2 separate regions of the Homo sapiens genome follow, and region 1 is linked to region 2. The links are chromatin loops, found by intact Hi-C in ENCODE. Cell type or tissue: Calu3. All regions are shown on one strand. Links, peaks and the distances in the headings refer to the core of each region. The heading gives the core; the rest is flanking DNA.

The links. A loop is a pair of places that touch in the nucleus more often than their neighbours do. Peaks named below come from ENCODE experiments on the same cell type or tissue, not always from the same donor. Only the 100,000 strongest peaks of a DNase experiment are listed, where the experiment ranks them.
Region 1: it touches region 2 in a loop (6-fold over the local background); 1 of 110 quality-filtered maps calls a loop at or near these places.

Annotation. Positions count from the first base shown.
Region 1 is chr12:70,047,111-70,052,427 of GRCh38, forward strand. No RefSeq gene overlaps it. Among named protein-coding and RNA genes, the nearest start is that of LINC02821, 130 kb to the right of the region's middle. In Calu3, for the core only: a CTCF peak has its summit at 3,134; DNase peaks (open chromatin) are centred at 2,671 and 2,991.
Region 2 is chr12:70,118,635-70,123,951 of GRCh38, forward strand. No RefSeq gene overlaps it. Among named protein-coding and RNA genes, the nearest start is that of LINC02821, 59 kb to the right of the region's middle. In Calu3, for the core only: no CTCF peak of the experiment used is centred there; a DNase peak (open chromatin) is centred at 3,167.

The DNA of each region.
Region 1 (5,317 bases), core at 49-5,048, 72 kb before region 2:
TAGGGAAACAAGAAAGTAACAAATATTTACAATTTGTGATGTTTAATGCTTTAGGGAAAGTAACACAAAGCACTATGGGAAAATATGGAGGATCCCTAACCCAATTTTGGGCAGGTGTGAGGGTGGGGATGGTACAGCAAAGGCTTTCTGGAGAAAATGATGCTTGCGCTGAAAGATAAGTCTGGATTGCCCAGACAGACAATAGAATAATGTTCCAGAAAAGGCAAACAGTGCTTGCAAAAGTTCACAGCAATGTGTTATTGGTGAATTATAAGTAATTTAGGGCCAGGTTCAGGACAGGGAAGGAAGTGAAAAATGAACTGAAAAAATGAGCAGATGTTGAGAGGTTTTGCATCAGGTGAGAATTTGTTCTTTATCATCAGGTCCTTCTGCACTAACCCAGGTTAAAAGGATTGATGACAGACAGTGGAAAGAAGAGGGACTTTTGGAGTCAGACAACTTGAGTTTGAAACTTGGTCTTGCCACTAGTTTGTAATCTCGGTCAAAATTTCTTGGCCTCTCTAAGCCCTAGTTGCTTTAGCAATACAAAAGGTAATAATGTGCTCTAAAGGATTATCATTAGGGTTAAATAATACATGTAGCATCAGCACATTGCATGATGCCATGTTAAATCTCAACTATTATAAAACAAATTGCTGTAATCAAGAATATCCACACAGAGCTTTGAGTCACATACTTAAGTGAACACAAACTAGAATCTTGTTACCAGAGAGACATTTGTCTGCCTGAACCTGTTTGGATCTTTTTGTTTTGTTTATTTGGCACTGTGTTTTTAATGGTGGTGTATATTTCACAATTTGGTGCTATATCACTGCTTAATAAATGAGTTATCTAGAGTGAATTATTATGTCTTCAGACTTAATCATGCTTCATTTCCTTCATGCCATAGAATTTTTGAGCTAAAAGAGGTTACAGAACTAATCTCTGGAAGCTGGAGAAAAAGCACAATGTTGGAATAGAAATATGTGCTAAGAGCAAACAAATTGAGTATCCATCAGGAGGGAAATAGTTAAATAAACTTATATTTCTATGCTACGAAATACTATGCACCAGCTAAAAGGAATGAGATTGCTCGCTGTGTACTGACATAGCTAGAGCTCCAAAACCTATTGTCAAATGAAAAGCAGGCTGCATAAAGATATCTTCAAAATGACATTATTTTCATACAAAAATATACACACTTGTATAAGTAACATTATATTACTTCTATATGTGCTTATATATGCTTTCTAGGTTACATGTATATAAACACATAGAAAAACTTGAAGTATATACACTAAAATTATAAGTGGCTATTTATTGTCACTTGAGAAAGTTTGTTGGGGCAAGGGGGTAGTATTCCAAGGAGACATTAGCCTTTCAGAAACATTTAAATTTTTTACAGATAATATACTCTTGCTGTTTGTGTAATTCAACATTTGTTTTCAAAAAAGAAACATGGAAAGAGCAAGGGCTTTGAGGCTGGCTGAAACTGGCTCAAACCCTGGCCTCAGCAGCTTGTTAACTCTATGACTTTTGGGAAAACATGACCCCTCTGTCTCAGTTCCTTCATCAGCAAGATGAGGATAGAGCACCTGTCTTGCAGGTTTGCTGCAACAACTGAAAGTAAACCTCCTTGTACATTATTAGCATTCTGTGCATTAGTGGTTTCTTTCCCCTGTGCTGAATGCAATGGCTTTTTTCTTCTTTCTTTAAAAAAAATTTTTTTTTTTTTACAAAATAGGAAACCAAATACAAAGTGGCTAAGTCACTTCCACAAAGCCATACAGCAGTTTAATGTGAGAGCAAGGGGTATAATCCATGTGTCCCACATTATAATAAAGTCAGCATTACACTCTATGGGGCTTTGGGTTATGATGTGTATATGGCTGTTTATAGTAGTAGTTCCAAAGCTCAGATTCCAGGTGGCAGGTTTATTTGCTGATTTGTCATGCAGAGTACCAGATTCTGGGCTTGGGCAACTGTTGAACAAAACAAACCAAGAAAGGCCAGGCAAGGTGTGTTGGGTAGACCTCCGAGGTTATATCTGGCATGACTGTTCTTTTGACCTTGCTGTCAAGGAAATCTAGCAGTAGATATCAGGGGCCTCACTACAAGAAAAACATTGGTATCAGGCAATAAACTAGTTAGCACGAAAGGATGTGGGGTCAAAAATGGACATCTGACATTCTTTTTGACCACCTAGAATCTGAACCCTCTTCCTATGTTTGGGTAATTTTTCGACTTTATGAGGCAGAGATTGACACCCACTATATTAGTTGAAAATGACAGCTAATTTTCCAGCTGCCTTTGCAGCTAGGATATAGTCAGATGGCCTAGGCTCTAGCAATCAGAAGTACCTTCCTTATCAGAGTCCACTTTCTTTAGAATGACAGGGATTATTTGCAGGCCTATGGTGAGTACCCACCAAGGGCTTTTATTACTAATTTTAACTGAAGCCCTGAATTTTAATTTTAACTGTATTTTAATTCTAAACTATTTCGTGAATGCAAAACAAAGGGGATTTTGCTTTCTGATGCCATTGCATAGGAGCAAGATGCTCTATCAGACTCTATGCAATGGCACTCTGTGCCATTGTATGCAGTTCAATGATCTTTACCCAGATGAAACCACACCGGAGGAGGTTACAACTCCTGCTCCAGGAAAGAAGGTGTATTTCCTGGGAACCTCTAAGAACTGGTTGAACCTGCTGGTTGACTTTCTTGGAAGAATGAATGACTAAGTGAACATTTTCATATTTCTCCCCTTTTTGTGCTTTGTAATTGCTGCTTGTCCAAAGTGCCTGAAGACTCTGCTTTCTGGACTAGGGCATGAGAACTTACTTCAGTGCCTATGTAGGACTGCAAGCTAAGCTGCTGCATCTTAGCCTTTAATAGGCATCCCAACTACTTGTAACATGCTAGAACTGTGTGGCTCCTTTCTGTCCTGCAGAAAAGAAGGACTCATGTCTGACACCTCTGAGGCCTCAGCCTCACCCATTTCCTGTTTCGATACCACTAACACCATCAGTTCTATATTGGCTCCCAGTGGCTTTACATACGTATATCTCACCCCAAGCTGCACCATACGCCTCTCACCTCCCACCCTAGGGAGGTGTTAGTGCTAAGATATGGAAGCCACAGATGCTGCTTATGGCCTACACATGTGAAACCCTGAAGGGCAGGGAGTTAGTATCCCATGAGGTAAACTTTTGATTTTAAAAAGTCAGCTGGTACATAAGTTCTTCCCCTTTTCTCCCTCTAGATGGACTTTTTTGAGATGCAGTTTATGTGACTTCTTGCTGGACGATCCTGTGATTTTTTTCAGTAAGTCTCAGTAGCTTCACACTTGATCATGTGGTCTCATATTGGCTTCCCCTTTCCTCCTTCTCTCCCGTTGTTTTCTCATACCTGGAAATGCATCTCCTAATAGAGTAGAAGTATTATACCATAAGCTCATTGTCTCAGGCTCTGTTTTCTGGGTAACCCAAGCTAAGGCAATACCACATAATTCTATAAACAAAATTAGGCCAGTTTTGCCATCTTTGGGAGTTTTTCCTCACTTGGGAATCCTTTCTGAGTTTTCACTCAGTTATATCCTAAATGTGTGACTTTGGGAAATTTGCTTAAGCTCTCTGACCCTCACATTCTTCAAGATAACATAATAATGATGCTTGTTTCATGAAAGAAGGGATTAAAAGAAGACTGAAGATCACTTAGTACAGTGCCTGACATGTAACAAATGCTCATTAAATGTTATTATTATTATTATAAAATCAATCATATGTGCAACTTGATGAAGCCCTGGGGGATGAAAAAGGGGGGCTCATTGGCAGACAATTTAAGCAGCTTGGAAACGTATGTTGGCATACCTGTGAGCACATATGATAATATTGCATAATGAATCCTCTAAGTTCCATTCTATTGTCAAAAAAATTTGTTTCAGAAATGGAGCTACAACTTATTCCAGAGTTAGACTTTTGTGGCCATGGTGAACACGATCCTTTTAAATAGAGAGAAGGGCCTGGGTAAGTTTAAACTGAATTAGGTTCTCAGTTCTCCCAGGCTTTGACTTTGTCATCTGTCACTTCCCTCTCAAAGGGCTGGCAAAGCCCAGGGCAGTTCAGGATTCTCTCATCTGAAGTTCTGTCCGTCGATTCTGAGGGGAGTCTGGGGCTGCTGACAGTAGATGGCCTGCCTCTCACATCTCACTATTCTTTGATCTCACAGTTACAATTGTGTTGCTTTTGGTTTTTACTTGCTGATGAAGAGTTTTTTATTATTTTTTATATATATATTTTTTATTATACTTTAAGTTCTAGGGTACATGTGCACAAGGTGCAGGTTTGTTACATATGTATACATGTGCCATGTTGGTGTGCTGCACCCATTAATTCATCATTTACATTAGGTATATCTCCTAATGCTATCCCTCCCCCCTCCCCCCACCCCACAACAGGCCCCGGTGTGTGATGTTCCCCTTCCTGTGCCCAAGTGCTCTCATTGTTCAATTCCCACCTATGAGTGAGAACATGCGGTGTTTGGTTTTTTGTCCTTGTGATAGTTTGCTGAGAATGATGGTTTCCGGCTTCATCCATGTCCCTACAAGTTTCAGTAGCTGATTCGATCAGCTGGAAGAAAGGGTATCAGTGATTGAAGATCAAATGAATGAAATGAAGCGAGAAGAGAAGTTTAGAGAAAAAAGAATAAAAAGAAACTAACAAAGCCTCCAAGAAATATGGGACTATGTGAAAAGACCAAATCTACATCTGATTGGTGTACCAGATGTACACCAGATGTGTACCAACTGGGGAGAATGGAACCAAGTTGGAAAACACTCTGCAGGATATTATCCAGGAGAACTTCCCCAACCTAGAAAGGAAGGCCAACATTCAAATTCAGGAAGCACAGAGAACGCCACAAAGATACTCCTCGAGAAGAGCAACTCCAAGATACATAATTGTCAGATTCACCGAAGTTGAAATGAAGGAGAAAATGTTAAGGGCAGCCAGAGAGAAAGGTCGGGTTACCCACAAAGGGAAGCCCATCAGACTAACAGCTAATCTCTCGGCAGAAACTCTCCAAGCCAGAAGAGAGTGGGGGCCAATATTCAACATTCTTAAAGAAAAGAATTTTCAACCCAGAATTTCATATCTAGCCAAACTAAGCTGATGAAGAGTTTTACGTGAATTTAATTTTCTTCTATCTCTGACTGCCAGAGACTTTGGTGTTTGTATTATTCACAGGGAACTAGATAAACTATAACCATTTTTTATTTTTATTTTATTTTTTTGCTGAGTGTAGTTTCTCACAGTAGC
Region 2 (5,317 bases), core at 80-5,079:
TTCTATCCTAATGAGAAATGTTCTTGTTATTTTTGCATCCTAATTATTTTAAGTGGTCAAACCCAGAGGCTCAAAAAAAAGGAAAAGAAAAGTAGACTCTGAAGGTAAAGTGGCTTAAATACATGTTTTTGAGTTCTGGATTGAGAAGAAGCACTGGAGTAATGATGGGAATATTCAGAATGAACTCTTTCAAGGTTAAGTACATTTGAGAGAAAAATCATACGGATTCAAACACGTACGAAGCTATATGCCTCAATTTATCTTTTTACTTTCTAGACTACTGGTAAACTAAATGAAGAGACTGTGTTTTATACTGTTGTTTCATTTGGTTACTCTTTGTGTTCAACACATTTCCATTTTAAAAGTTAAAGCAGAGAACCAAATAGAAAAAAAGAACACACATTGAATTCAGGCATAACTTCTACCTTATCAAGTACATATAAATTATAACACAAAGATGCTACAGAATAAGCTTTAGGTGAGGGTTTTTAGACTTAGAGGTATGCATTGATTAAATCTCAAGTCATTCTGTTGATAAAATATCAGAAAGACACAAAGCCTGTAAAGGAAATATTAGTCACTATTTGGCTTTGACCTAAAATAACTGAACCTAGAAAAAAATCAGCTAGCAGATATACAAGCAATACCCTCTAAAGTTCATTCAAAGTCATTTTGCTTCATCAGATTCATCTACATTATGAAACAACAAGGCCTTGGTGTTTTCAGGAATCTGTAGATTGAAAGAAAAAGGGACCCAGATTCTAGGCTGTAGAATCACAATTACGATGCTCTGTTATTGACAAGAATTGTAACCTTATATCTCCAGGCCTCAGTTTTTTAATATGTAAATTGAAGGAATTAAATTAGATTGTACTAAGTATCCTGTGAGCTCTAATGTCCTAGACGTCAATGTTCCTAATGAACATCATAATGTTAAGAGCATCCCACCCACCTGAATACTTAATACTTAAAGCCTTTGGTGAATATTCTCCTTCTCATCAAACACTATACTTTTAAAATGGGTTTCTATTGGCTGGGAATTGAGAGCACAAAACACAGACTTTTGTCTTCTTCATAATTTTGTCTAGGCATGGCCACTGCCTTTTCTTTGTCCTTATATGTTGCAGTAGCATAGTGGCTTTGGAATCAGGTAGACCTGAGCTGAAGTGTCAGCTTTACCAGTAACTAGTTTATGACCATCTTAAGCAAGTCACTTAATATTTTTGAAATGTAGTTTCTTCATCAGTAATGTAAGCATGTGAATAATATCTATTTCATAAGGTTTTGTAAGGATTAAACAAGATGGCACATAAAAAGCCTTTGGATTTGAAGATCAACCTAGTGTGTGTGTGTGTGTGTGTGTGTGTATACACACACACATATATATAAATAAAGACTTTGGTGTACTGCCTGCCACATGGTAAGTGTTCAATTATTATTGACTGTCTCTTCCTATCTTAATGTGTGCTATGGATTTGTGTGGTTGGGAGGGCTTTGGGCTTGCACTTGAAGGTGAGCAGAGATTGGTGCAATAGAGTAGGTTAAAGAGAATGGGTTTGGAAGGGCAAATGTAAAATGCCAAATTTAAGTTTCAAAAAGAAAATTTGTACAACAGTGATTTTAAAGTCTATTTATAAAGCTAAATTAAGCAACACTAAGGGAACTCTTATCTTGTTTTTATTTAGCAAATTGGTGACAAAATGCATGTCTGCAATTAAGAATTTCCAAACTAAGCTCAGTAAATCCCAAATTTGGATTCTTTCATTAAAAACTACCTTCTGCAAATTAAAGAAAATATCCAAAAATGTTACTTAATAGATCTGAGTGGTAAGAGTGTAGGTAACATTTACTTGCTCCTTTATATATACTACATATATTTTCCAAGTTTTTGTTTTCTAAAGTAATAGTATTACTTTATAATAAAAAATTAGTCATTATGGGGAAAAAAGATGTGAATCTTTCATGGATATGTTTTTAGAACTTAGATTCTCCAGTAGCTATTTAGTATTTGCACTTTTTTTTCTGTTAATAATGTATTTATTTAGCCCTCCTCTGTGTCTGCAGCATCAAAGTTGCTGCCTCAAAGACTGTGAAATTCTAAGATGATTTCAATACATCAAACACTCCCACTGGGATACAGTAGAAAGATCCAAGTTCAGGGTGAGGAGGGGAAAGCAGTCAAAGAAACCAAGATTTAAAAAAATTTTATATACATTTATTATGCAGATATATACATGTATACAAACATACGCAAATACATACATAAACTTACATACACATACAAATACACACTGCTCCCACATCATCACTTTCTGTTGCTTTTTATACTGGATAAGGTTTGATTATTGCTAATGATACCCAGCTGTGCCAATTCCTTGAGCTCTATACCCATGCTTTTCTTTCTAAGATCTAATTTTTCTTGCCATTTAAATAGTTTTCCAAAATGAGGGCATTCTGACAGACCCTGATCTAGCATATGGTTGGCAAATACCCAATGAGTACAGGATGCTTAGCCAGATAATTCAGATACCACAGATGTGGCCTCTGCCTAAATGACCTTAAATGGGCCCCAGGGCCTAGAGGCTGAAGGCATGCTAAGAGACCAAATTAGAAGTCACAGTTAATGGGAAAGTGCATTAACCCCCAACTTATTCATCTAGGAATAGGCATATGTTCAGAATTATTAGTGGCTTTTAGGGAGGGCTAGCTTTATATATTCATTTCCTTTCAGAGTTAGAGAAGAAATTAGAAACCATGTAGTCCTACCACATCATTTTCACATATGAAAAAATAGAGCCAGAGATGCTAAGTATTTCACAGAGAGCCATCATGCCTCCTAATACCTTGAATCTAATGTGAGTCTTTGGTTGTAAGCAATAGAATCTTCCCTGGCTAACCTAAGCAAAAGTAATCATGTTGGAAGACTATGGGGTGCTCACAGAAGTAAAGCAAAGCCTAGAGTACCAAGATCAGAAAAAACAAAAACCAGTTAGCTTTGTTAGTCTCAGGAATAGGAACTGAAAGAGCCATCATTGAATAAGAGGTGCCAACTGTTGTTTTACCCTTATCTCTGCATCATTACATTAAAGAGTTATGTTAAAGTTGCATCATTACATTAAAGAACCAGGAAGAAACAGTCAGATTGACCTACCTTGAGTCATTCGTCCACACCCTGGCCAGTAGAGGCAGGTACTTTATTCAAGTTTTCTCACCAAGTTTTCACTTAATAGGGGAAGTAATTCCACAAAAGGAAATTGGAATACTATTATACTATTACTCAAAAAGCAAAAATGGATTTTTAAAATGCTGTGTCTACTATAATTATCCAGTGTTCATTTTACCACATCAAACAGTCTTGTTTAGGTAGAGAAAGTCATGTGTTCATAAACACCTTCCTCATATTGCTTACAGATTTATAAATTTCTAAAATTGACAATTTACATATTCTAACTTTGTCCTGTGTCACTTGTTGACAAGCAAATACTCCTGAAGTAGGTAATACATTTATAAATTAGGCGTTTGAGAACTCTGTGTGCAACATGATGGGAAAGGACAGTGAAAGGAGAAGTCAAGGATACCAATGCCAAACATTGTCTTCATGCTTTTCTTTAGTCTTGACCCTGGTGTAAGGCTCATAAAAGTTTGCATTTTTGTTCTACTCCCTTTCAGCTAAATCCTTCTCTTTTGCAGGAATTAATTAAGTACCTGGAGATTAGTTATTTTCAACAAGGGTCCTTAGTCAGGTGAGCTGATATTTCTTCATGAGATTGTGAAAAGAACACAGAAAATACATAGAAAAGGACATAGAAAAATTCAGAGAAAAAGAAAATCCCTACCAATGCCCTTCTTTTCCCTCAGATATCCCCCTTGGAATAGGAGAAATAAAAATTGATTAATATTTTCCAATTTACCAGGAATAAGGCTTGCTTTCCAAAATTTCTGCACAGGGCCAAAAATGCATAGCAATACTAATGTTCAGGACAGAAATTGTGCAGGTGGGGTAGAGCAAGACAGCAAAATAGAAGCCTATATACTATTTGTTCCCTCTGCAGGAACATCAAATTTTAACAACTATCTGCATACAGAAAAGAAGAGTCACAAGAACCAAAAACCAGGTGAGCAATCACAGTACCTGGTTGTAACTTCATCTTGCTGAAAGAGGCATTGAGGAGGGGAAGAGAGACAGTCTTGAATCACGATGCCACCTCTTCCCCAGTATACAGCAGCAGCCATGTAGCACAGGGACAGAATCTGTGCATTTGGAGGAGAGAGAGTGCAGTGACTAGAGGGCTTTACACTGAACTCAGCGCTGTTCTGTCAGCAGAAAATAAAGCCATGTTGGGCTTAGCCAGCACCCCATCCACAGAGGGAGCATTTGGACCAGGGCTAGCCTGAGGGGAATTACCCATCCCGCAGTCAGAGCTTGAGATTCTCGGCAAGCCTTGCCACCGTGGGCCAAAGTGTTCTGAATTCCTAGGTAAACCTGAAAGGCAGTCTAGGACACAAGGACTGCAATTTCTAGGCAAGTCCTCATGCTGGGCTGGGCTCAGAGTCAGTGGACTAGGGTGACATGTGACCTAGGGAAACACCAGCTGGGGGGCTGAAGAAGTATTTATGCCAGTCCCTGCACTCCAATTCCAGCCAGCAGCAACAAAAGTGCTGGCAGCAACAAAAGTGACTCCTTCTTTCTGCTTAAGGAGGGGAGAGTTAAGAGTAAAGAGGACTTTATCTTGCAACTTGGATATCAACTCAGCCACAGGAGCATAGAGCACTGGTCAGAGTCATAACACTCCCCATTCTAGGCCCTGGCTCATGGAAGATATTTCTAGACATATCCTGGGCCAAAAGGAAACCCACCGACTTGAATGGAAGGACACAGTCCTGGCAGGATTTGTCATGTGCTGACTTAAGAGCCCCTGGGCCCTGAATAACCAGCAGCAATAACCAGATAGTACACCATGGGCCTTGGGCTCTGAAACATACTGACTTCAGGTGTCTCCAAGCACATTCCCAGCTGTGGTGGCTATGGTGAAAGATTCCTTCTGCTTGAGAAAAGCACAGGGAAAAGTAAAGGGGTCTTTTTCTTGCACTTCAGGTACCAGCTCAGCCACTGGGGTAGAACAATAAGTAAGCTCTTGGGGTCCCCAAGTCCAGATCTATGCTCTTGAACAGAATTTCTGGACCTGCCCTGGGCCAGAGGGGAGCCCATTCTCCTGAAAGGAGAGTCCCTGGCTTGGCAGCATTCACTACAGCCTGACTGATGAGCCCTGGGGTTTAAGTGAACATCAGTAGTGGCTTGGAAGAACCCACTGTGTGC